Regions from separate parts of the Homo sapiens genome. Here regions 2 and 3 are each linked to region 1. Evidence: read pairs that join two places in POLR2A ChIA-PET (ENCODE). Cell type or tissue: A673. All regions are shown on one strand. Links, peaks and the distances in the headings refer to the core of each region. The heading gives the core; the rest is flanking DNA. Region 1 has its middle 70 kb from the start of ZC3H12C. Region 2 overlaps LINC02732 (long intergenic non-protein coding RNA 2732). Region 3 overlaps RDX (radixin).

The links. ChIA-PET counts read pairs that join two places held together with the same protein. Peaks named below come from ENCODE experiments on the same cell type or tissue, not always from the same donor. Only the 100,000 strongest peaks of a DNase experiment are listed, where the experiment ranks them.
Region 2: POLR2A ChIA-PET joins it to region 1 with 14 read pairs; 3 of 35 experiments call an interaction of 5 or more read pairs at or near these places.
Region 3: POLR2A ChIA-PET joins it to region 1 with 15 read pairs; 2 of 35 experiments call an interaction of 5 or more read pairs at or near these places.

The regions. Positions count from the first base shown.
Region 1 is chr11:110,018,911-110,027,416 of GRCh38, forward strand. No RefSeq gene overlaps it. Among named protein-coding and RNA genes, the nearest start is that of ZC3H12C, 70 kb to the right of the region's middle. RefSeq lists enhancers at 3,149-4,348, 3,758-3,817. In A673, for the core only: no CTCF peak of the experiment used is centred there; a DNase peak (open chromatin) is centred at 4,991; H3K27ac peaks cover 2,963 bases.
Region 2 is chr11:110,358,930-110,367,435 of GRCh38, forward strand. LINC02732 (long intergenic non-protein coding RNA 2732) reads left to right here. Exons shown (of 4, transcript NR_135100.2): 2 at 7,432-7,605. Among named protein-coding and RNA genes, the nearest start is that of LINC02732, 8.1 kb to the left of the region's middle. RefSeq lists a silencer at 3,975-4,269 and an enhancer at 4,329-4,850. In A673, for the core only: no CTCF peak of the experiment used is centred there; a DNase peak (open chromatin) is centred at 4,172; H3K4me3 peaks cover 1,332 bases; H3K27ac peaks cover 5,459 bases.
Region 3 is chr11:110,276,727-110,285,232 of GRCh38, forward strand. It overlaps RDX (radixin), which reads right to left. Exons shown (of 14, transcript NM_002906.4): 2 at 2,955-3,030. The coding sequence starts at 2,966. Among named protein-coding and RNA genes, the nearest start is that of RDX, 16 kb to the right of the region's middle. In A673, for the core only: no CTCF peak of the experiment used is centred there; no DNase peak of the experiment used is centred there; H3K27ac peaks cover 1,683 bases.

The DNA of each region.
Region 1 (8,506 bases), core at 291-8,290:
TTTAAATCAATATAATACCCCCCCTTACTTCACCTATCCAACCTATCTCAAAAAATGAATTTAAAATCTCATTGGAAATAACATTACTATAATTATTTGCTTCTATAAAATTCATTCAGTGATTTGACGTCTCCTTTATTTCCCATTGTAAATGGCCCTACAAGGTAATTTGTCTCACATTGATTAGACAATAATACATACACAACTTTACAATGAGTAGGGGGGAATGGAATCAATCATTCTTTATTTTTCCCCTCCAGAATAGTATGCCATCACCCTTTCCCCAAAATTCTACATATTAATGAGATTGAAATTATCATCAAAATTATAAACTAAGGCCCAGAGAAATTAAATGTTTTCTTGCCCGAGGCCATACAACAAATTTATGGAAGAGCTGGGGTTAGAATTCAGATTGTCTCTCAGTTCAGTGATACTGAGTTTTAGGACTCTTTTCTTCTCTTTGTAGGGATTTCTAAATGTCTTCCTGCTTTTTCTTCTTCTTAAACGAAGGCTTTGCTTTCTGAAAATCTACTATAAATCATGACAGCCATGTAATATCATGACAGATATGGAAATAAAATGCTTTGATTTTGCTATATTGCAGTTTGCCAGTGATTCCATCTGTGTATGAAAGGTGAAACACAGAAAACGCACACACAAATGAGCACACCAAAAAATAGGAATTATACCCAGAAAACCAAAAAGATGTTTTGAGCATATAACTTACAGCAACAACAAACCTAGGGCAAAGTGAGGCTTCTAAATCCAAAATTTTCTACCACTATTATCACCTTGTCAACTAGCGATATGGTTTGACTCTGTGTTCCCACCCAAATCTCACCTTGAATTGCAATAATCCCCACATGTCAAGGACGGGACCCAGCAGGAGGTAATTGAATCATGGGGGTGGTTCCCCCATGCTGTTCTCATAATAGTGAGTGAGTTCTCACGAGATCTTGTGGTTTTATAAGGGGCTTTCTTCATTTTGCTCAGCACTTCTCTTTATTGTTGCCATTTGAAGAAGGACATGTTTGCTTCCCCTCCCATCATGATTGTAAGTTTCCTGAGGCCTCCCCAGGCCTCCAGAACTGTGACTCAATTAAACCTCTTTCCTTTATAAATTATCCAGTCATGGGCAGTTCTTTGCAGCAGCATGAGAACAAACTGATACAACTAGTGATCATTTTTATTGCCCTCAGATGTGCTTAAGGTTTGGCAACGTCTGTGTTTTGCCAGGCATTTGACAAATTGGAACCAAGGAACCACTACCAGTTCAGGTGGGCTCCAATGTAAATTTCCAAATTGAAAGTCCCAAAGTAACATAAACTCAGAACCGCAATTTAAGGGCTCCTCTACCAAGCAAGCTAGATGGAACCTTAGACCCCGAGTAAATTATAACCTTCTTTTCAGAGATGTATGCTCCAATGCATCCTGGCAATATAGTGATGAAAAGCAAAGAATGCATTTTAAAGGAGAGAACTTACTTAGGAGGCATGATGTGTGGTGGTGAAGAGCACAAACCTTGGAGACACAAACTCTGTTTGTATTCAAATTCCAACTCTACTTCCCACTGGCTGCTGTCCTTGGGCAGAAGTTATTTAACATCTCTGAGTTTTAATAATGTCCCCTATTCAAGTGGTGGGTGCACTGAAAGCCCACACTTCACCACTATGCAATGTATGCATGTAACACAACGGCACTTATCCCCTAAACCTATAGAACAAACAAACAAACAAAAAACACAGCTATGAGATGAAGGTATTGATAGCACTTACATCAAGTACTTACATCATAGAATAGTTGTAAGGATTAAATTAATTGATATTTATAGAGCACTTAGAGTAAAACCTGGGACCTCTAAGTACTATGCATGTGTTTGCTAATAAAGAAAATGATCTCCCTGGTAGCATTTGGGGACTTCTTTTTTTTTTTTTTTTTTTTTTTTTTGAGATGGAGTTTCGCTCTTGTTGCCCAGGCTGGAGTGAAATGGTGCAATCTTGGCTCACTGCAACCTCTGCCTCCCGGGTTCAAGGGATTCTCCTGCCTCAGCCTCCTAAATAGCTGGAATTACAGGCGCCCACCACCATGTCTGGCTAATTTTTTTTATTTTTTTTTTAATTAGAGACTGGGTTTCACCATGTTGGCCAGGCTGGTCTAAAAACTCCTGACCTCAGGTGATCCACCTGCCTTGGCCTCCCAAAGTGCTGGGATTACATGCGTGAGCCACCTTGCCTAGCCCAGGGGACTTTTTTCAAGGAAGTTCTTTCTCCATAGTTCCTAAAGTACCATACATGAGATTGTTTTCTCCCACTTGTAAGACAGTTTGGAGAAAGTGCTCCTTTGTTCCACTTCAATGTGTAAATAAATGGAAGCCTAACAGTTAAAGCTGAGAGGCTGCCACTTTGCAGTTAGCCCCTGAGGTCAACACTAATCTCTTAAGGAAAAATGAAATAATCAAAGAAAAATACAAACCAGAAATAACAAAGTCTGTATGCAAGACATAACTTGAGACCTTGATCACGGCACTGATACTGATTAGTAATCAGGGCATTTGCTGGTGTCTCTCGTTCTTTCAGACATACTTTCAATAGGCCGAGTGTGGTGGCTCATGCCTGTAATCCCAGCATTTTGGGAGGCTGAGGTGGGCAGATTGTTTGAGGCCAGGAGTTTGAGACCAGCCTGGCCAATATGGCGAAACCCCATCTCTGCTAAAATTATGAAAATTAGCTGGGCCTGGTGGTGCATGCCTGTAATCCTAGCTATGTCAGGAAGCTGAGGCACGAGAACTGCTTGAACCCAGGTGGCAGAAGTTGCAATGAGCCACGATCACGCCACTGCACTCCAACCTGGGCGGGAGAGTAGGACTCTGTCTCAAAAAATAAATAAAAAAGATATACTTTCAATAAAAAGTAGGTTGTTAATTGTTGCTTCACAGATAACTGAGCTAATTCTAAGTGGGCAGTCCAAATGTTCCTACAAGACAGGTCAAGGGGGATTGACACATAGTGAACATTTAATGGATAAATAATAATAGCAAATACATATTTTGCATAAACCTTGTGTCAAGCATTTTTCTAAGTGCTCTACAGTAATTCTATAAGGTTATAACTGATTTTGTCTCCACTTTAAAGAGGAGGAGTATGAAGCACATAGGTTTACTAGATTTTCTAAGGTCACACAGTGAGCAAGTGTTGGAGCTGGGATTCAGACTGGGATTCTGTCTAGCTCCAGAGTCTATGCACTGAGCAATTAGGCCATGAATAAATTTAAGATGCAATTCAGAAGGACAAAGTGGCAGCCAAGAGAGTATGCTGCTTGGGTCTCCATTCAGCTGCAAGGAGTTCAACAGCTTCAGCCTTTATCTGTGCCTTCAGAATCTGCAAATTTTGAACTGAGGCCATGTTCTTCTTGGTCAGTTTCCCACCAATGATTATATGAGGAAGCCTGCTAAAAGCAGGACATCTCTAACAGGAGTCTTCACTCTGGAGCTCCTTGTTGGCTTGGCAGAGACCATCAGAGGGGCACAGCGGCCCCAGGCTCTCCCCACGTGATCCTGCTCCATCTCCCCTTTCCTTCCACAGGAGACAGATCAGCATTGCAGTCTGAAGGCTTCTCCTGTTCAATAATGCTTCCTTGCCATTTTTGCTTTCACAGATGTCACCCCCTCCTCCAAGAAACTTCTTGCACTGCCATCTCTTCTCAGCATCTACTTCTCAGAGGAAGTATCTGGTATTCCCAGTCAAGTATCTGGCTGAGATCTCACCAGTAAGAAAAGAATATGAAACTTCAGTAACAAAAATCTGAGCTGCAGGAGATAAGTCCAGACATGTCAGAGAGAATTGCTTAGTCAAGGGCAAGCAAGACACTAGCTGCCTCACTGTAGCATTAAACCTTTTGTGTCACATTGCTTTGCCACTCTGCTGACGAAGTCTTCATCTTCACTCAGGTACTGATATTAATCTTATGCTAGAATACCTGCTTTCCTTTTGTCATTTTCAACACAGTAAGAGGATGAAATCTGACTTAATTGTATAATACTGACATTTTGGCAGATGCAAATGCTTCCTACTCCCCCAGTTTTACCTGGAAGAGAATATAAAGCCTCATGCCCCATGCGACTCCATGACTGAGCTGACTTCTTCCCATTTAAAAGGCAGACAAAGCCCAGTGTGGTGGCTCACGCCTGTAATTCTAGCACTTTGAGAGGCTGAGGCAGGTGGATCGTTTGAGCTCAGGAGTTCGAGACCAGCCTGGACAACATGGTGAAACCCCATCTCTACTAAAAATACAAACTGAGGTGGGAGGATCACCTGAGCCTGGGGAGGTCAAGGCTGCAGTGAGCTGTGATCGCACCGCTGCACTCCAGCCTGGGGGACAGAGTGACACCCCATCTCAAAACAAGTAAAAAATAAAAGGCAGACAAGTGGGATTTTCACTAATCTTTTATGTTCAGGCAAAACTAGATGCTTTCTTAATTGACTTCCTCAGTAAAAATTATAAAATCATATGGTAGGAAGGAGAGAAAGATGAAAACAAGTCCAGGTTTCTCTACATGGATTTAGCCTCCTAGAAATAAAGACAGATGGCACATTATGGTCAAGTCAAAAGGCAGGAGATTGCTTATAATTTTTTTAACTTGTACGAATAAGTATTGTAGAAGCCATTAGGCAGATATACTGTAGAAGTATTTATACAGTAGATAAGCACACCACTATGTACAATAGTTGCATTAGTTAGGGCTATTTGTTTGTAAGCAATAGATAGCACTCTTTAACTATCTTAAAATAAATGTATCAGAAGGATGTGAGGTTCACAGAGGCAATGAAAGGCTAGAACCAGGAACAACAACAATGGCTTGTAGCAAGAACAGTATGATCAAGGAGCCCTGCTAGGATGGGATGGGAATCCAATTATTGTCAACATCATTGTTCTTCTGCTCAATATTTGAATTCCAAGGAGGGAACAGCAGATTGGCTTAGCTTGTATCATTTCCAACCACTGGGGAGGAGTAAACAGGACCCCTGATTATAGTCCCAACTGATGATACCCAGTGGGAAAGAGAAAATTCCTTAAAAGGAAGTCAGATAAGAAGGAAGGAAGGAAGGAAGGAAGGAAGGAAGGAAGGAAGGAAGGAAGGAAGGAAGGAAGGGAGGGAAGTGGGGAGGGAAGTGGGGAGGGAAGTGGGGAGGGAGGGAAGGAGATGGGGAGGGAGGGAGAGAGGGAGGAAGGGAGGAGGGAGGAAAAATGACTGTTGGACAGCCAAATAACTTCAGCTATTTAATAGTTTAGGTTACATTTCCCAATTTTTTTTTTTTTTTTTGAGATGGAGTCTTGCTCTGTCACCCAGGCTGGAGTGCAGTGTCGTAATCTCAGCTCATTGCAACCTCCACCTCCTGGGTTCAAGCGATTCTTCTGCCTTAGCCTTCCACGTAGCTGGGACTACAGGCGTGTGCCACCACATCTGGCTAATTTTTGTATTTTTAGTAGAGACTGGGTTTCACAATGTTGGCCAGGCTGGTCTTGAACTCCTGACCTCAGGTGATCTGCCCACCTCAGCCTCCCAAAGTGCTGGGATTACAGGGGTGAGCCACCATGCCTGGCCTCCCAATTATTACTAGTAAGCAAATTCAGTAAGATGCATATGATTTCTCCATGTGCCTCTCTCTATCTGCCCCTCTCAAGGCTAATCAGCCTTTGACAGAAGGCATACAACTGGAATAAAAACTTTCTTAGTACTATTGAATCAGTTCTTTGAAAGAGATATAGATAAACCAGAGTAACTTTTGAAGACGGGACCAGTACGGTGAGAGAATCTAAACATCATAATATCTAAAGAAGAGCTTAAGAAACTAAGAATATGTAATCAGAAGGAAAAAGTCTCAGAAGGCATAGAAAGTACAGATTAGCTGCTGTCACATGTTTGTCGTGTTTTGATGACCTTAGAGTTACCATCTTCCCAAATTGTTGATTTGGAACCTATGGGATTCAGAACCAATGGACAGATTCAGAAAAAAAATGAGAGAGGGTTGGCTCTGTCTTCACTGGGTATCAAATGCTGAATTGATTCCTGTTGGAAAGAAATAAAACAATATGGGAAAACTAAGAGGCAGTGTTAGCAAATTGTATCAAAAGAGAATTGAGCTAGATATGACAATGGCAACAATAATGGCTTTATTTTGAACACATAATACTAGGCACTATGTCATACTTTTAAAATATCACTGCCTCTCAAACCTTCTCACTCTAGGATCCTTAATGACAGAAGAAAAAGAATTATTACTTCCAGATCCCTGGAGACAAAAGAATTCATGGCAACAGTAAGATTGTTGGGAGTTCTTAGATTTTACATTAAAAAATCATGACACTTTTAAATTCTGCTTCATAAGACAGTAGTGTTTATTTTAGTTTTTATATTTATCTGCCTTTTGAGATAGACAGATATAGATAGGATATAGATATAGATTCTTAAAAAATATAGATAGGGTCTCGCTCTGTTGCCCAGGCTTGAGTGCAGTGGCACAATCATGATTTGCTGAAGCCTCAAACTTCTGGCCTCAAGCAATTTTCCCACCTCAGCTTCCTGAGTAGCTGGGAGGGCGGGTGGCGCATACCACCACACCTGGCTAATTTTTTAATTTTTTTGTGTTTTGAGACAGTTTCTTGCTTTGTTCCCCAAGCTGGTCTCAAACTCCTGGCTTTAAGCAATCCTCCGGCCTCAGCCTCTCAAAGTTCTGGGATTACAGGCATTGAGTATCATTTCCGACCCTTGAGGAGGTGTAAACATGACCCCTGATTATAGTCAGGGGTGGTGGCATGCACCTGTAGTCCCAGCTACTAAGGAAGCTGAGGTGGGAGGATCACTTGAGCCCAGGAGTTTGAGGCTTCAGTGAACCATGATTGTGCCATGGCATTCCATAAATAAATACAAATATATATGTATATATATTTTTTATTATATATCATATTTTGTAATATATAAATATACATTTATATTTACATAAAATTTTTTGAAACTCTGGGACCTGCCCTTCAAGAGCTGTATTTATCATATAACTTGTTTGAGGGGGCCTCTTGAAGCACCATTGCATAACTCTGTGGGTATACATACTCCAGTTCCTGAATGACAGCCAAATATTTAGGAAGAGGGTGTTTTTAATATAGTACTCTTCGAATAATATAGAACTCTTTGAAGATAGAAACTTGTACACAGAGTGACTACTAGGTTCCCAAGGATGATTTCAAACCAAGGATGATTTCAAAATCAATTGGATTTAAGTCTACTCCTTCAATTTCCCCAGCAGAGGCACCTCTATCCCTCAGAATTATCCCAACTCCTAGGATGTGAGGAGTGAACACTCAACTGCTATAGGGTAGGGCAAAAGGTAGCAAAAGGTCAAGGACAGGTAGATGCTTTAAATAGACAACCATTTAAATGTCTATCCAAATGGACAACCCAACAGATAGAAGAAATTAACTAGTTCGCTGCTGAATTAAATAAGCTCTAAGTCCTAAGCTCTATGTCTCCTATTCCTACAGTAGACACTAATATATTCAATGTACTTTTGTCAGTGAGCCTGGCAAAAATATGGCACTTATTAAATTATTCAGTTTTGAGCTGGAAGAAATCTTAAGGCTAATTTAGTGCAGCCTCCCTCATTCTACAGTTGAAAGAACTGAATCTCTATAAACGTAAGTTGCTTGCTGAAGATAACATGGATTTAGAACTGGGCTGGACCCTTTTATTCCCAATTGAATGTTCTTTTTACAGTGACAAGGCAAGCTGTCATGGAAAGAGAAGCTTTAAAATGGTACACACAAGTGCATCACTTTTCTGGCCTTGTGACCTTGGGCAAGTTTCTAATCCCTTTGAGCACCAGTTGTCTCATCTGTAGAGTGCGAATGATCATAATCTTCAATGGATTCTTCCAGGGACTTAAAGAAGTAATGCTTGCAAAGGAACTAGCACAATGCCCAGCATATGGAATTTGCCTATGAAAATACTTTTGTTCTCCAATTTCCAGCCCTTCTTGTTGGGTTGTTTGCCAAGTCCTCCTGCTGATACTGCACCCATGGTATTAGGAACAAGAGTGGACTTTCCCCTCCTCTTTATAAATTATACAACAGAGAAAGGGGGAGGGGAATGCAGTGAAATATTAACAGTTGAGGAACTGGATGAGAGGAGCCTGGGAGATCTTTGTACTTGCAAATGTTCTGTTTAAGCTTGAAACCATTTCAAAATGAATTATTTTTCCATGGAAAAATAAAATGGACACCTCCACATGTTGCTTTCTTCCATTCCAAAGCCCAATTGCATAGCAACTGGACTGAGGTTTTCAACCCCAACGTGTAATGTAAACTACATATTAGTAAGCTCACCCTTCCAATCCTCTGTTCTAGAGGAAGTAGGGCTTGTGATTCCCCTTTCATTTGTTGAACACATAACACAAAGAGGAACTGTTCTCAGGCTCAAGTCACGGGCTGGAACTCAGAAGTGCTTTGGTTTAAA
Region 2 (8,506 bases), core at 278-8,277, 340 kb after region 1:
GGTCTCGAACCCCTGACCTCGTGATCCGCCCACCTGGGCCTCCCAAAGTGCTGGGATTACAGGCGTGAGCCACCACGCCCAGCCCTAATTTTTCTAAAAATTATATTTAAAATTATTATTTATAACTTTAAATAATGTACCTAAACTTCCATTTCTAAATTTATTTATTTAGACAGAGTCTTTTGATTCCCATTTATATAAGAGAGTCCACCTCTCAATTGTGTGTGTGTGTGTGTGTGTATATTCATGGTTTACTATGTTTACATTCTGCTCTGTAATTATAATTAAGTCTTCTGAGGATTAAAAATGAGAATCCTGAGTGGAAGTGATCCTTCACTCAGCACAGCGGTAGGCACATAGGTTTTCTATAATTGACTCGTATGGATAAACCCCATGTGGAAGAAAAAATAATCTTTTTTTTTTTTTTTGAGACCGAGACTCTCTCTGTAGCCCAGGCTGGAGTGCAGTGGCACGATCTCGGCTCACTGCAAGCTCCGTCTCCCGGGTTCATGCCATTCTCCTGCCTCAGCCTCCCGGGTAGCTGAGACTACAGGCGCCCACCACCATGCCCAGCTAATTTTTTTTGTATTTTTAGTAGAGACGGGGTTTTACTGTGTTAGCCAGGATGGTCTCGATCTCCTGACCTCGTGATCCACCCGCCTTGGCCTCCCAAAGTGCTGTAACTGCAGGCGTGAGCCATCATGCCCAGCCAAAAGTAATCTTATTTAATGGAAATTTTCCAGCTCAGATGAGATTCTTCTAAGCTTCAAGGTCTAATGGATCCTTGCTTCAAGGTCTAATGGATCCTTCCTTCAAGGTCTAATGGGTCCTTCCTTCCTTCTCTCCCTCTCTTCCTCCCTTTGAAGCTTCCTTTCTTTCTTTCCTCCTATTTTCCTTCTCTCCTCCTTCCCTCCCTCCTTTCCTCCCTCCTATTTTCCTTCCCTCCTCCCTCCTACTTTCCTTCCCTCCCTCCCTCCCTCCTACTTTCCTTCTTTGTCTTCTTTTCTGGTTTTCTCCATTTCCTGCGGGTTACATTCAAATGGTATGTTTCTTGTTTTCTTTCTTGGATGGCTTTTAATTTGCTAGTTTTGAACTGGACTCAAGCAATCCTCATGCCTCAACCTCCCAAGTTGCTGGGACTGCAGGTGCACCACCATGCCTGGCTTGTATTTTGTTGGAATACTTTGAATTTTTGTTTTGATTTGTATAAGAAGTAATATTCCGGAATTCCTGTCAGTTTAAATATGTCTTTATTTAGCCCTTACATTTGATTGATAGTTGGACCAGGCTTAGATTTCCAAGATTTATTTTTTTCCCTTCAAAACTTTGAAGGCTGTCTGCCAACAGAATGTAAGATTCATGAAGGCAAGATTTTTGTCTGTTTGATTCACTGATCACTGATGTCTCCCAAAGATATAGAACAATGTGTAGCACACGATACACTCAATATATATTAGTTTTATTAATTAATTATCTTCCAGTGATTAGTATTGCTGAAAAGAAATTGGATGACAATCCAGTTTCTAATTGGCATGTGTAGGCTGCTCTGTGACTGAAGAATTTTCAAATCAGCTTTATACCCTTCAGGAAAAATCCCTTGTGATTGGATGTTTAGTATCTGCCAGAAAACTGGTACTCAAGATGTTGAAGCTACAGTTATTTTATGATAGCACACTTCCCTTGATCTGCTTATTTTTATTCCATCACCATTTACCCCTTTTTTAAAATTTTGTAGCCATTCTTATGATGCTCTTGATTTGTTGGTTACAAAAATCAATTTTATTAAAATCCAAAGATTACAAGTCTTTAGGTATATTTTGTACCAAATTAAATTAGAAGACAAAAATTACGCTTTCATAGTTGCTACAAAGGTAAATAATGGAGAGATTTGGTACAAAGCAACAATATATATATATATAGAGCTAATAAAATTACCTGAGGAGTGTAATGTTTGTTTTTTTTTGTGTATATCTTTGAAATCTATTTTATATATAGACAAAAGAGACTGTGAAATATTTAAGCAATGCAGAATACGTGACCAGACCAGAGCATGTGTAGGAAGACTTTTTGGTGATCATTAACTCTACCCTGAAATGATGGACTACAAGTTATAATGTGTGTTACCTACACTTCAATCAGTAATATTAGCAAATCTCCAAATGTTAGTCACATTGGTTTGTCTCCCTTGTACATTCTTTATTCATGATATTACAGTGCTGTAACTGGGTGGTCCTTTTTAAACAAAACATTATTTGCAAAACAGAGGGTATTATTTGTTTTTAAAGGTTTTGTGAATAAAGACTTCAAAATATTTTCTTATAAAAAAAAGAAATTGGATGACAATCTTATTATTGTTTTCTTTCTTTTTTTTTTTTTTACCTTCTAGGGTTTTCTTCGTATTCTGAATTCTACAATTTTATCAGGATATCTTTTTTTTTTTTTTTTTTGAGACAGAGTCTCTCACTGTCGCCTAGGCTGGAATGTAGTGGCGTGATCTTGGCTCACTGCAACCTCTGCCTCCCGGGTCCAAGTGATTCTCCTGCCTCAGCCTCCTGAGTAGCTGGGATTAGAGGTGTGTGCCACCACACCCGGCTAATTTTTGTATTTTTAGTAGAGACAGGGTTTCACCATGTTGGCCAGGCTGGTCTCGAACACATGACCTTGTGATCTGCCCACCTTGGCCTCCCAAAGTGCTGGGATTACAGGTGTGAACGACTGCGCCCAGCCCTTTTTTTTTTTTAGACAGTCTCGCTCTGTTGCCCAGTTGGGGTGCAGTGGTGCAATGCCAGCTCACCGCAACCTCTACCTCCTGGGTTCAAGCAATTCTCCTGCCTCAGCCTCCTGAGTAGCTGGGATTACAGGATTACAGGATTACAGGTGCATGCTACTGAGTCTGGCCAATGTTTGTATTTTTAGTAGAGATGGGGTTTTGCCACGCTGGCCAGGCTAATCTCGAACTTTTGACCTCGGGTGATCTGCCCATCTTGGCTTCCCAAAGTGCCAGGATTACAGGTGTGAGCCACCACACCTGGCCTTACCAGGATATCTTTAGCTCTGTGTGTGTGTGTGTGTGTGTGTGTGTGTGTGTGTATGTGTGTGATGTGTATGCATATTTTTCCTCCCCTTGCTTAAAAATTGGTGAGATTTCAATCTAAAACCTTTTTTCTTTTCTTTTTTTGAGACCAAGTCTCGCTCTATCACCCAGGCTGGAGTGCAGTGGTGCGATCTCAGCTCACTGCAGCCTCCATCTCCTGGGTTCAAGCGATTCTTGTGCCTCATCCTCCTGAGTAGCTGGAACTATAGGCGTGTGCCACCACACCCAGTTAATTTTTGTGTTTTTAGTAGAGATGAGGTGTTGCCATGTTGGCCAGGCTGGTCTCGAACTCCTGGCCTCAAGTGATCTGCCCACCTCGGTGTCCCAAAGTTCTGGGATTACAGGCGAGAGACACCATGCCTGGTCCTAAAAACTCTTTAGCACAGGAAAATTTTATTTTCTGGATTATTTATTTTTCTCCACAGTCCTAAATACATTCTAAAACCACATTTTTATAGGTATTAGATTTCTCAGAGTTAACTTCTACATATTTTAATTTTCTCTCATATTTTCTGTCATTTTACTTTATCTTTCAGGTAATCAAATTGATCTTCGGTTGTGTCTGTATTATTGTTTAGTCATCCCTTTGAAACGTTTATTTTTAGTTCCTAATAACTCTTTTGTGTTCTCTGATTGCTACTTGTCATAGCAAACTGTAATTAAGATTGTAGTACGCTATAAATTCCTGATTATCCTAATTAGCATTGTTACTAGTATTGTTTTAAATACTAATTTTATTAATTTGTTAATTTAGGTGTTTGGAATATGATTGATTTCGTGTGTGTGTTAATTAGGTTTTTTTTTTTTTTAATTATTTTCCCCTGCTTGGATTATCTTTTTCCTTTGGGTCAGTTGTTTTGTTTTCTAAAGCTTTCACTTTTGTATTGTTTTTCCTGAGAAGTGTGGTGTTCTCTATTGTCTATTCATTTGAATGAATTCAGAACCAAACAAATGCCTTAATTTAGCACAACCAGCTTGTGTGGGTTTCCTCTTCAATTGTTTAGGTTTGTTTCTCCAGGAAGGTTTTCCCTGAATAGAATGACTGGCACGAGTTCTGTGTAAGTAGGCAGGACTTTTGGACAGGAAGGCTTCCCTGTAGGTTTCCTGTGGGCAGAGTAGGCAAGAAGGCTGGGGAACCTGAGCTTCCCCAGGAGGAGGTAGAGACGCATTTTGAGTTTGATTGTTTCCCCTCTGAGTTTATAAATGTAGAGATTCAAAGTTTCTTCAGTTATCTCCTTTTAAGCTACAAGACCCTCCGGAGGAACACTCTCTCTGCCCTTTCTTTCTAAAAAGCAGTGCCCTGGCTTGTAGCCCGAGGCCAAAAGTCTCAGCTGCCTAGCTTTGTTTACACAGGTCACAGGAAAGGGGCCCAGCTGTCCCAAGGCACTGAATCCAGTTCTTTAATGAGGCCACTGTTGATTGCCCGCACGGCCCATCATTGTATTGTTGACCAAGTGAGGAGTTTCTCTGGGCCCCCTTGGGAAGACACATACTTATTTCCTGTGCCCTGGCCTGCAGTTTCTCATCAGTTCATCCATCTGCTTTGTATCTTTTAGAAATTTCCCAAAACTCTTGTGTGCTGATGACACTCTTTCTTGTTTCCTATTGCTGTTATTCACTCATTTTCTTTAAAGAATATTTTCTGTCACTTTTATGGGAATGTGGAAGATAGAAGAGGTAAATACATGTGCTCATCCACCATTTTGTGTACAAGCGCACACACACAGTACACATACATGCACAAGCACACGCACACACACACGCAATACACATACACGTGAAAAGCAAATACAGTAATGCATCCAGTTAATCCTTTGGGGGAAAGGCAGATTCCTATTAATATAAATTATCAGAATACAATCACTAGATCTCTCAGTTGGTTCCAATGTTTTGCCCAGGTTATGCTTATTTTAAAAATTAATACTCAGCAATGTGTCAGAAATTACAGCTATGAAGTCTGAAAGTAAAAAAAATTACAGTGTCATTTTAGAATTATTTTACAAAATTATCTGTACCTGAAAAGGAAGACATGGTCACTGTTGCTAGTGTCTTCCCAGTCCCTTTACCTTGGGATTTTGACTTGAGTACCTCGGTTCCTCAGTGAATATGAGGGGCAGCTTGCCAAGGCATTGTTTTAGGCACAATTTTGTAAGAAGTGCTGCTGTTCAACTCTTATATCCTCTGGACACATAAATGCCATTTGGAGTCTCCTAATTCAAATTCCCATCCTTACAAATTCCTTAAAGAAGTGTTTAACTTAAGACAAAAACAACCACAGGCCAGGTGTGGTGGCTCACGCCTGAAATCCCAGCATTTTGGAAGGCCAAGCCATGAGGATTGCTTGAGTCCAGGAGTTTAAGACCAGCCTAGGCAACATAGTGAGATCCCATCTCTAAAAAAAAAAAAAAAAAAACCCAAAATTAGCCAGGTGTGGTAGTGCATGGCTGCTGCAGTCCCAGCTACTCAGGAGGCTGAGGTGGGAGGATTTTTGAGCCCAGGAGGTCAAGGCTGCAGTGAGCCAAGATGGCGACACTGCACACTGGCCTGGGCAACAGAGCGAGACCTTGTCTCAAAAAGGAAAAAAACAAAAACAAAAACAAAACAAACAAGAACAAAAAAACACAAACATTTTGATTGTAAGAAACAGAACCCAAAATGTGAAATGAGCAAGGTGCTCAAAGCTAGGAAATCTGAGGCCAGATCTGAGTTCTACTACTCACTAACCTGTGGTCTTGGGAAAAGGATTTACGTTTTCTAAACCTCCATTTTCTGAATTTTAAATTGAAGATAATAATAGTACCTACTTCATAGGATGGTTTTGAATATTAAGATAGTATACATAAGTCCCTTAGCACATTACCTGACACATAGTATGGGCCTCATTAGATATTAGCATTATCATTAATATCTGCAAATAATTCATATTTATATTACAGAGCAGTTATGGAATAAATATTCAATTCCTTCTTATTTTTATATTCATAAAATATAGAGAAATATTCCTTACTTCCTAGTTCCACCTGGATAGTATTATTTTGGCTTCTTTTTTTTTTTTTTTTTTTTTTTGAAATGGAATCTCCCTCTGTCGTCCAGGCTGGAGTGCAGTGGCACAATCTCGGCTCACTACAAGCTCTGCCTCCTGGGTTCACGCCGTTCTCCTGCCTCAGCCTCCCAAGTAGCTGGGACTACAGGCGCCCGCCACCACTCCTGGCTAATTTTTTTGTATTTTTAGTAGAGACGGGGTTTCACGGTGTTAACCAGGATGGTCTCAATCTCCTGCCCTCGTGATCCGCCGTCTCGGCCTCCCAGAGTGCTGGGATTACAGGCGTTCTGTTTTTTTACCCGGCCTGTTCTTTTTTTTTAGATAGTAAAATACACAAGACATAAAATTTACCATGTTAACTCTTTTTAAGTGTACAGTTCAGTGACATTAAAAATACTTTTGGGCCGGGCACAGGGTCTTGCTCTGCTGCCCAGGCTGGAGTGCAGTGGTGTGATCATGGCTCATTGCAGTCCTGACTTCCCAGGCTCAAGTGATCCTCCCACCTCAGCCTCCCAAATACCTGGGACTACAGACACATGCCACCACGCCTGGCTAATTTTTTGTAGAGATGGAGTTTCGCCATGTTGCCTGGGTTGGTCTCAAACTCCTGGTCTCAAGTGATCCACCTATCTTGCCCTCTCAAAGTGCTGGGATTAAAGGTGTGTCATTCTTTTTTAAGACTGAAGAATATTCCACTGCATGTGTACACCATGTTTTGTTTATCCACTTATCTGTCCATAGGCACTTGGGGTGCTTCAGCTCTTGGCCGTTATGAATAAGGCTGTTATGATACAGGTGTATAAATATTTGGTCAAGTCCCTGCTTCTTTTTTTCTTTTTTTTTTGAGACGGAGTCTCGCTCTGTTGCCCAGGCTGGAGTTCAGTGGCACGATCTCAGCTCACTGCAACCTCCGCCTCCCCAGCTCACACCATTTTCCTGCCTCAGCCTCCCGAGTAGCTGGGACTACAGGCTCCCACCACCAGGCCCGGCTAATTTTTTGTATTTTTTAGTAGAGACAGGGTTTCACCGAGTTGGCCAGGATGATCTCAATCTTCTGACCTCATGATCCACCCGCTTTGGCCTCCCAAAGTGCTGGGATTACAGGCGTGAGCCACCGTGCCCGGCCCCTGTTTCCATTTTTTGGGGTGTACACCCAGAGGGGGAATTGTTGCATCACAGGGCACTGGCATTTAAATTCTCACTCTTCTCATTTGGTGTCTCACACCAGTTTGCATTCCTGTTTGAGCGAATTTGTAAATCACATACCATATTTGTTTTCTTCTCTGTTTCACAGATAAATATGCTGAGGCATGTTTTCAAGGAGGGGAGAGAGATTCCTTTTCCTCAGCCGGGCACAGAGCCAACCTGAAGTGTAGCACTGTGGTGACCTGGCGGGATCTGCTCTCCAGTCACTCCCGAGGGCCCTTCTGGGGACAAGGAGACTTTTCTGTGCGGCCTGTTGATTTGAGTAGGTATAGCCTTTCTGCTAGCCACCAGACACAGCTCTATAAGAATTTACTCTCAACTATCCCATGAATAAGAAAACACTTAGGGAGGCTTTTACCTATCCATGAATAGTTACTTCTGTTCAACAGTCCTACAAATGTTTTCGAATGCCTGAAGTGTGCCAGACATGTACTAGGCAACAGGGTTAGAAAAGTGTGGGAAGCTTGGTCCCTGGCCTGGAGAACTTTAGTTCAGTGGGGAGCTTACAGATATTCCCCCCATACCTTTCAGAGCATGGATGTTTACAAAGTTGTCAAAGAGTATTTTGGTGTGCTTTGGCAATGGTGGATCTAGTGTTGTGGGCCTTCTAAAAATATGAAATGATGAATTCACAATTAGTTATAAGGTTTTGAAAGGGATTAATACAAATGGGTGGGGTGGGGTGGATGGGAGGAAGGTCCTGAAATAGTTTTATTAACTTGGTAGTAAATAATTTCTGGATTTGAGGAGTATTAAAAGGATCCTTCACTCCCAAACCTCTCCCTCGATAGTCATATAATGAGATGCCTAAAGTTTCTGTCATTATTTTCATTCCACAGTTAAGAAATCAAAGGGGTTGGTGATATTAGAAATACTTGAGAGCCAGATAAGACTGAAGCCCATACCACCTTCAATTATCCAGGGCTTAAGAAGCCTTTAATGGGTCAGGATTGCAGAATAAACAAGCTGTTAAAAGATACCATGTTCTGGCAGCTGCCTGTAATCCCAGCTACTTGGGAAGCTGAGGCAGGAGAATCACTTGAACCCAGGAGGTGGAGGTTGCAGTGAGCCGAGATCACGCCACCGCACTCCAGCCCGGGCAATAGCGCAAGACTCTGTCTCAACAAACAAACAAACAAAAACAAACAAACAAACAAAACCAT
Region 3 (8,506 bases), core at 392-8,391, 260 kb after region 1:
TTTTCTCCTAGATCATTATGGCTTTGTGGGTATTGTAAATATGGATCCACAGTTCCTATTCCATAATTTTGACATCCTAAAAGCACGGAAACCTGAAGATGAGTTAATTTTGAGGAAAAATCTGACATGAAGTGATATAAGACTATCACTTGTAGTGAATTAATTTATTCCACTTCACGTGACTATTCACTCATTAAACTATAGAAATACAAATGTTTTAGAGGTGATGCCATAGACCTTGATGGGAGTTTCATGTTATAATGACATATGCACATAATATATCGTATATTCATCTTTCTAAAATCCAAAAACTTCCACATTCTGAAACTTATCTAGCTTCAAGAGTGTTTTCTCCACAAGGCAAGTTCTATACTTCCAGAATCTTTAATGAATCAACAACACACAATTGATATCCAACTGCATATAATTTTGACTCTTTAAGGAACAATAAACACTCTCCACTCAATTATACTGGCAAAGAGTTTTCCAAAGTAGCTGTAAACGTTCACATTCCTAACAAAAATACAATAAAGTCGCAGCTGCTCCACATCCATATCTACACTGGATTATTACCAGTCTTTTTTTTGTTGTTATTTTTTGTTTTGTTTTTTTGAGACAAGCCTCACTCTGTCACCCAGGTTGAAGTGCAGTGGTGCGATCTTGGCTCACTGCAACCTTCGCCTCCTGGATTCAAGCGATTCTCCTGCCTCAGCCTCCCAAGTAGCTGGGATTACAGGAATGTGCCACAATGCCTGGCTAATTTTTGTACTTTCAGTAGAGATGGGGTTTCACCATGTTGGCCAGGCTGGTCTCGAACTCCTGACTTCAAGTGATACTCCCGCCTCAGTCTCCCAAAGTACTGGGATTACAGGCGTGATTTACCATGCCCGGCCTACCAGTCTTTAATATAGCTTCTTTTGTGAAATATCTGCTCAAATATTTTGTCCACTAAAAAAAAAAAAAATCTGAGTTGTGTTATTATTCAACTGTAAAAGAACTTTATATGGCAATTATTTTCTCCCACTGTCTTGCCTTTATATGTTTTTATTGCTGTCTTTCAAGAGCAAAAGTTTTTAATTTTGATTAAGTCCAACTTTTTCTTAATGGTTCAAATTTTCTGTGTATTACATAACAAATTTTCGCCTACTCTAAGATCACAAAAATTTTTTCCTATGTTTTCTTCTAGATGTTTTACAGTTTGAGCTTTTGCATGTAGGTCTATAATCCATTGAGTTTATGTTTGTAAATTGTGAGACAACAGTCAATGTTCATGTTTTTCTGTATGGATAACCCTTTGTGCCAATACCATTTGTTGAAAATAATTATAGTTCTCCAGTAAATTGTGTGACACCCTTGTCAAAAATCTAATGAATACATATGTGTATATGTGTGTTGGTGTATTTTCATTTCACCGATCCTATTAATTTATTCTTTCACCAATACCTCAATGTCTTATTTTAGTGGCTTAAGAATAAACCTTGAAATCCAGGAGTGTAAGTTTTCTTTTTTTTTTAATTGCTTTAGCTACTCTGTACACATTTTGGCATATCCATATATTAATATATTTTAGAATCAGCTAGTCAATTTTAATCAAAGAAGACTGCCTGGATTCAACTGATTGGAACTGAATTTCATTTACGAACACTTTTATGGAGAACTGACATCTTATAAAGATCTCTATACATATTTTATAGTTCTCTATGTATTTAAATCTTTAATTTCTCATAGCTGGTTTTCAGTGTAGAGATCTTGCACAGCATCTGTACATTTATTACTAAGTGTGTCATGTTTTTTAATAACTAAATAACCAAACTAGTTTTATATAAAAAAGGCCATTGATTTTTTTTTAATACAATCTTGCATCTGGCAATCTTGCTAAATTCAGTTATTGGTTCTAGTATTGTTTTATAGATTTATGAGGATTTTCTACAGAAACAATCATGTCATCTGCAAATAGGAAATTTTCTTTTTGATCTTTATGCCTTTTTTTAATTCTTCTCTCCCTCTAACAATGCATACTTTGCGACCTGCTGAGTCTTTAAGTCATTCTGAAGTGTTATCCGTGCTAGAAAATCCCAAAAATGATAACTAATGACTTTCTTTAAAATTATAATTGGCCAAAAGAAACATTCAAAAAAAAAAAACAACTCACTTTATTAGATTAAGAAAAGAACATTTACACCTTAAGAATAAAGGAATCCTTAGTCAAGAAGAACCAAATAACTATAAAACTAAGTAAAATAATCACATGTGTACCCTTAAATAAAAAAAATCTAAGACTATATAATATCAGTATGGGTAACACTTGCATCTAAACTACAATTATGAGAAAACTAAAATGCATAGATCTTCCTGACCTCTCATTATTTCCTCCCATTTAACAATGTTACCATTTACTGGGCACTAAATATATATCAGATTCTTCTAACCCTTACCATACTCCCTTGGGTAACTAATTATATCCCATTTTATATGCAAGGAAATTAAAAATTGGACAGATTGAGCTAAATTAACAAAGGTCACCCAGATTGGTGGCAGAACCAAGGTAACAACTAAGACAGTTTGACCTTAGAACTCATGACCACATAATACCATAGTATTATGGTCTGGCCAACATGGTGAAACCCCATCTATACCAGAAATACAAAAATTAGCCGGGCATGATGGCAGGTGCCTGTAATCCCAGCTACTCAGGAGGCTGAGGCAGGAGAATCACTTGAACCCAGAAAGGAGAGGTTGCAGTGAGCCGACATGGTCCCACTGCGCTCCAGCCTGGGCAACAGAGCAACACTGTGTTTCTAATTAATTTGGCCACATTAATCTAAAGAGAAATAACAGTAGTATCAGTGCCTTTTTCTTCCAACAACTCTACCAACATTCTTTGTCTTGTTCCAAAACGAATTTAATGATATCTTATTATTGAGACACTGTCAAATGTAATAAAATACACTTACTGGTTTCGGCATTTTCTTTCTCTTTTTGTTACCTTCTTTAAAAATTCTCCACTTCAATGAATTCTGTTATCACTTTCTGTTAAAAAAAAAAAAGCATAATCTATTATCTTTTTATATAAGGTTTCTATTTTAACTATAATTTGTGTAAGATATAAATTAAAATATTTGAAAAGGTGGATTTAAAGTAACAAGGAGTGATTTCATTCTCATTTTCAATATCTTCTACTAGCATTGCACATTCCCTAAGAAGACTGAAATCTGAAGATTAAAAATACCACACATCTCAAATAACATGTTATAAACACACTGATCTAACCAGAAGTTTTAATTACAGACAACAAAGAACAAGGAAACATCACTGCTTAGAGCCCAAAAGCTTGCTCTCTGAGTCAGGTTCATCTCTGTATCCAGGATGTTAGAGAAAGGAACAATAAAAGTGAAGACAGATGGATTCAGACTCTGAAGAGCTTAAGAATACTTATTCAATGTTTTTTTTCTGTACTGCCAAAAACAAAAGGAAATTCTGATTAATGTAATCTACAAAAAAATGGAAGAAACTAATTTTTTTTTTTTATTTTTTTAAAGATGGGTCTCATTCTGACATTCAGGCTGGAGTACAGTGGTAACACCACAGCTCACTGCAGCCTAAACCTCCCAGGTTCAAGTGATCCTCCTGCCTTGGGCTCCCAAGTAGCTAGGATCATGAGCACGTGCCAACATGCCCAGCTAGTTTTTTTATTTTATTTTTTTGTAGAGGCAGGGTTGCCCTATGTTGCTCAAGCTGTCTCAAACTCCTGGCCTCAAGCAATCCTCCCAACTGTGCCTCCCAAAGTGCTAGGATTACAGGCATGCGCCACTGCGCCTGGCTTATTTTTTCTTCTTGTAAATTTGAAAATATGAATGGAGAAAAATATGAATAGCTTATTCACCCAATGTGTATGAAACAGGCAAAGCTCTGCACACTAACAACCTGCATTCAGCTAGCACAGCGGCTCACATCTGTAATCCCAACACTTTAGGACCTGTAATCCCAGCTCTTTGGGAGGCCAAGGTGAGAGGACTGCTTAAGCCCAGGTGGCTGAAGCTGCAGTGAGCGGTGATCACACCACTGCACTCCAGCCTGGGCAACAGAGCAAGACCCTGTCTCAAAAACAAACAAACAAAAAAATGTTATTGATTGCTGTTTAAGATGCCATAACTAAGGCTGGGCATGGTGGCTCATGCCTATAATCCCAGCACTTTGGGAGGCCGGGGCGGGAGGATCATTTGAGGTCAGGAGTTTGAGACCAGCCTGGCCAACATGGTGAAACCCCATCTATACCAGAAATACAAAAATTAGCCGGGCATGATGGCAGGTGCCTGTAATCCCAGCTACTCAGGAGGCTGAGGCAGGAGAATCACTTGAACCCAGAAAGCAGAGGTTGCAGTGAGCCGACATGGTCCCACTGTGCTCCAGCCTGGGCAACAGAGCAACACTGTGTTTCTAAAAAACAAAAAAAGAAAAGATGCCATAACTAATAAAAGAGAAATTCTCTAAGTTGTAATAAAAATGAAATTTAGGTAAGGCCATTTCCCTAAATTCTAGTCAATCACAAGTAACTGATTACCAATAAACCTCTTCAGAGGAAATTTCCTCCTGAGATTTTTTTTTTTTTTTTGAGATGGAGTCTCACTCTGTCGCCCAGGCTGGAGTGCAGTGCTCGCAGTGGTGCAATCTTAGCTCACTGCAACCTCTGCCTCCTGGGTTCAAGCGATTCTCCTGCTTCAGCCTCCATAGCTGGAATTACAAGCGTCCACCACCACACCCAGCTAATATTTGTATTTTTAGTAGAGAAAGGGTTTCATCATGTTGGCCAGGCTGGTCTCAAACTCCTGAGCTCAAGTGATCCGCCGGCCTTGGCCTCCCGAAGTGCTGGGATTACAGGCATGAACCATTAGGCAATGAAATTCTGCTGGAGGTATAAACCCCTCATTTCTTAATTCTTATCATTTCCTAGCTTATTCCCATCTACACTCACCTACCTTCATGAACCTAAATGTATTTCAGTCCAATTTTTAAATTCTATACCCTCTTTTCATCCCAACTACTATTACTGCCTTAGTTCAGGTCTTATCATCTCAGGTCTTGATTAAAACAGCCTCCAGGCCAGGCGCGATAGCTCACGTGTGTAATTCCAGCAATTTGAGAAGTGGGAGGATCACTTGAGCCCAGGAGTTTGAGACCAGCCTAGGCAACATGGCAAAACCCCATCTCTATCAAAAAAAAAAAAAAAAAAAACCAAACAAACAAAAAAAAAACGAGCCAGGCATGGTGATGGAAGGAATGCTTGAGCCTGGGAAGTGCAGGTTGAAGTGAGCTGAGATCACCAATGCACTCCAGCCTGGGTGACAGAGCAAGACCCCATCTCAAAAAACAAACAAACAAAAAATGACCTATAACCTATTGGTTCAGAAAAATTGCTTCATCTCACATTTCATAGAACAATTTTATTCAAATTCTTCACACATATATAAGACATGTGTGTCTGCATCAAAACTTTGGCCATTTTTTGAATCATAATAGTTGTTTAGATTACATAAGCATTTTTTTGAATCAGTAATACAATCACTAAAGGTTTTATCCTAAGCCAAAATGGCTTGTCCTAAGTTACGTGGGCAATAAATGGCCAAACTACAAGTCTTTTGACACCTAGCATCCAGAGTTCTACAACGTATCAGCCTGTCTTCCTTTTTTTTTTGATATGAAAAGACTGCTAACTAATTTCATTTGTGGAAATATACCTGAAGAAAATATTAACAAATATGTATAATGATACAACTACAAAGACTCTAATTATAGTACAATTTATAAAAGTATATGTAAAACTGAGAGTTTAGCTAGGTCAGTCATGGTATATCTAAGGATCCACTAGATCACAATGCAGCCTATCAAAATGTTATAGAAAAATACTAAATGACATAGGAAGATATTCACAAACCACTAAGTACAAAGGCAGGTATTAAACCCATCCATAGTAGCCAGGCATGGTGGCTCACACCTGTAATTCCAGCACTTTGGGAGGCCAACGCAGGAGGATCACTTGAGGGCAGGAGTTCAAGACCAGCCTGGGTAACACAGACAGATTGTGTCTCCACAAAAAATAAAAATAAACCAGGCATAGTAGAGTGCACATGTAGTCCTAGCTACTCAAGAGGCTAAGGCAGGAAGATCACTTGAGCCCAGAAGTTTGAGGCTGCAGTGAGTTATGATCATGCCACTACAACCCAGCCTGGGCAACAGGGCAAGATTCTGTCTAAAATGTAAAAAATAAAACATTAAAAAAAAATCCACAGGATATCATCACTTTTTTTAAAAAAACAAAGGAATGAATGAAAAGACCAGAATGATTATATTCTAAAATATTAAGAGGCTCGAATAATTAAAATGAAATCTGTAAACTTGTAAAATGAAAATGTAGAGGTTTTGTCATAAACTAATTTCTTTTTTTTTGGAGATGGAGTCTCGCTCTGTCACCCAGGCTGGAGTGCAGTGGCGCGATCTTGGCTCACTGCAACCTCCGCCTTCCAGGTTCAAGCGATTCTCCTGCCTCAGCCTCCCAAGTAGCTGGGATTACAGGCGTCTGCCACCATGTCTGACTAATTTTTGTATTTTTAGTAGAGACAGGGTTTCACTATGTTGCCCAGGCTGGTCTCGAACTCTTGACATCAGGTAATCTGCCTGCTTCGGCCTCCCAAAGTGCTCACAGATGTGAGCCACCACACACACCCGGCCTAAAAAACTAATTTCTTACGATGAAAAAAACAGAATTATTCTAAATAAGTAAACTAAAGTTGGACTCATAACTTCACAATACCATTTAATAAAATGTAAGTAAGTTAATATTTTTTTCAAAAAGAAAGGAGAAGCAGTGGCTCCTACTTGTAAACCCAGCACTTTGAGAGCCTGAGACAGATGGGCTGCTTGAGCCCAGGAGTTCAAGACCAGCCTGGAAAACATAGCAAGACCCCGTCTCTATGTTTTTTTAAAAATAATCTAAAACAAACAAACAAAAAGACAGACTTGAAAAAAATTATAGTTTTGGAAGAATAACATAATATGACTAAGAAAGATATATAGGTTATAATAAAAACAGATAAATATATTTTATTTTAAATCTCTACATAGGTAAAATAAATACCAAAATAAAAAAGAGTAGAAAAATTTGCAACAGTATAATAAAGCTGTTATGCAAAGTAATCAAATGGTTAAATATATAAAGATATTGCTCAGATTCCACTCAGTAAACACTTCAATAAGAAACTTCACCAACAAAACTTACGTTAAAAAAAACACACAAATGTTCTACTGATTAAAACTACAAATGTTTTACCAATGATATACTCATTAAACTAGCAAAATAAATATTAATTACGCATGCTAAGGTTGACGAACAACGTTGGTAAACAAGTAGGTAAGTATTGTAGGTATCACCAGATATTGGCTCCACATTTCCAGAAAGTAGAGAGAGAATACATAACAAAAGCTACACAGCTTTTTTGAATGTGAAATTCTGCTTTTGTAATAAATCCTCCAGAAGATATTTCTCCCCCCAAACTAAATATAAAAGAAAGTAATCTGTATCAAGATATTCACAGCAGCATTCTTTACAATAGCCAATGATTACAATCACCAAAGTAATGTTGATACTATGTGATAACATGGACTTCTCCAGGGTTGTGGGGGTTTTTTATTTGTTTTTTGGTATTATTAAAACAAACTGTGTCAACATTTAGATAAGGTTAAGTGGAAAGGCAGAATATGTAACTACCCATCCATCAACACAGAAAAACACAGGTATTATTATTATTTTTTTTTTTTTTGAGATGGTCTCGCTCTGTTGCCCAGGCTGGAGTGCAGTGGCGCGATATCGGCTCACTGCAAGCTCTGCCTCCCGGATTTACACCATTCTCCTGCCTCAGCCTCCCCAGTAGCTGGGACTACAGGCGCCTGCCACCACACCCGGCTAATTTTTTTTTGTATTTTTAGTAGAGACGGGGTTTCACCGTGTTAGCCAGGATGGTCTCGATCTCCTGACCTCGTGATCCACCCGCCTCGGCCTCCCAAAGTTCTGGGATTACAGGCGTGAGCCACCACGCCCGGCCAACACAGGTATTATTAAAAAGGATGTCTGAATACACAGAAAGTTAGTACTTAACAGAGTTTTGTTAAGTTTCTAATTTTAAAAATCAGAGACAGAGATAAGAATTTTAAAAACATATTTCATGAAATTGCTTATACATATCTTTCATTAGCTTCTACAACACACAGATGTAAAAATTCTACCTTAAATTTTTCAGGACAAAGCTATGTATAAATGCTATTAAAACCTATGTTTTTACACCAATTTAGTGATTAATGGAAAATATTTATATCAAGAGAATATTGTTGCCGGGCACGGTGGCTCATGCCTGTAATCTCAGTACTTTGGGAGGCCGAGGCAGGCGGATCACGAGGTCAGGAGTTCGAGACCAGTCTGGCCAACATAGTGAAACCCGGTCTCTACTAAAAATAC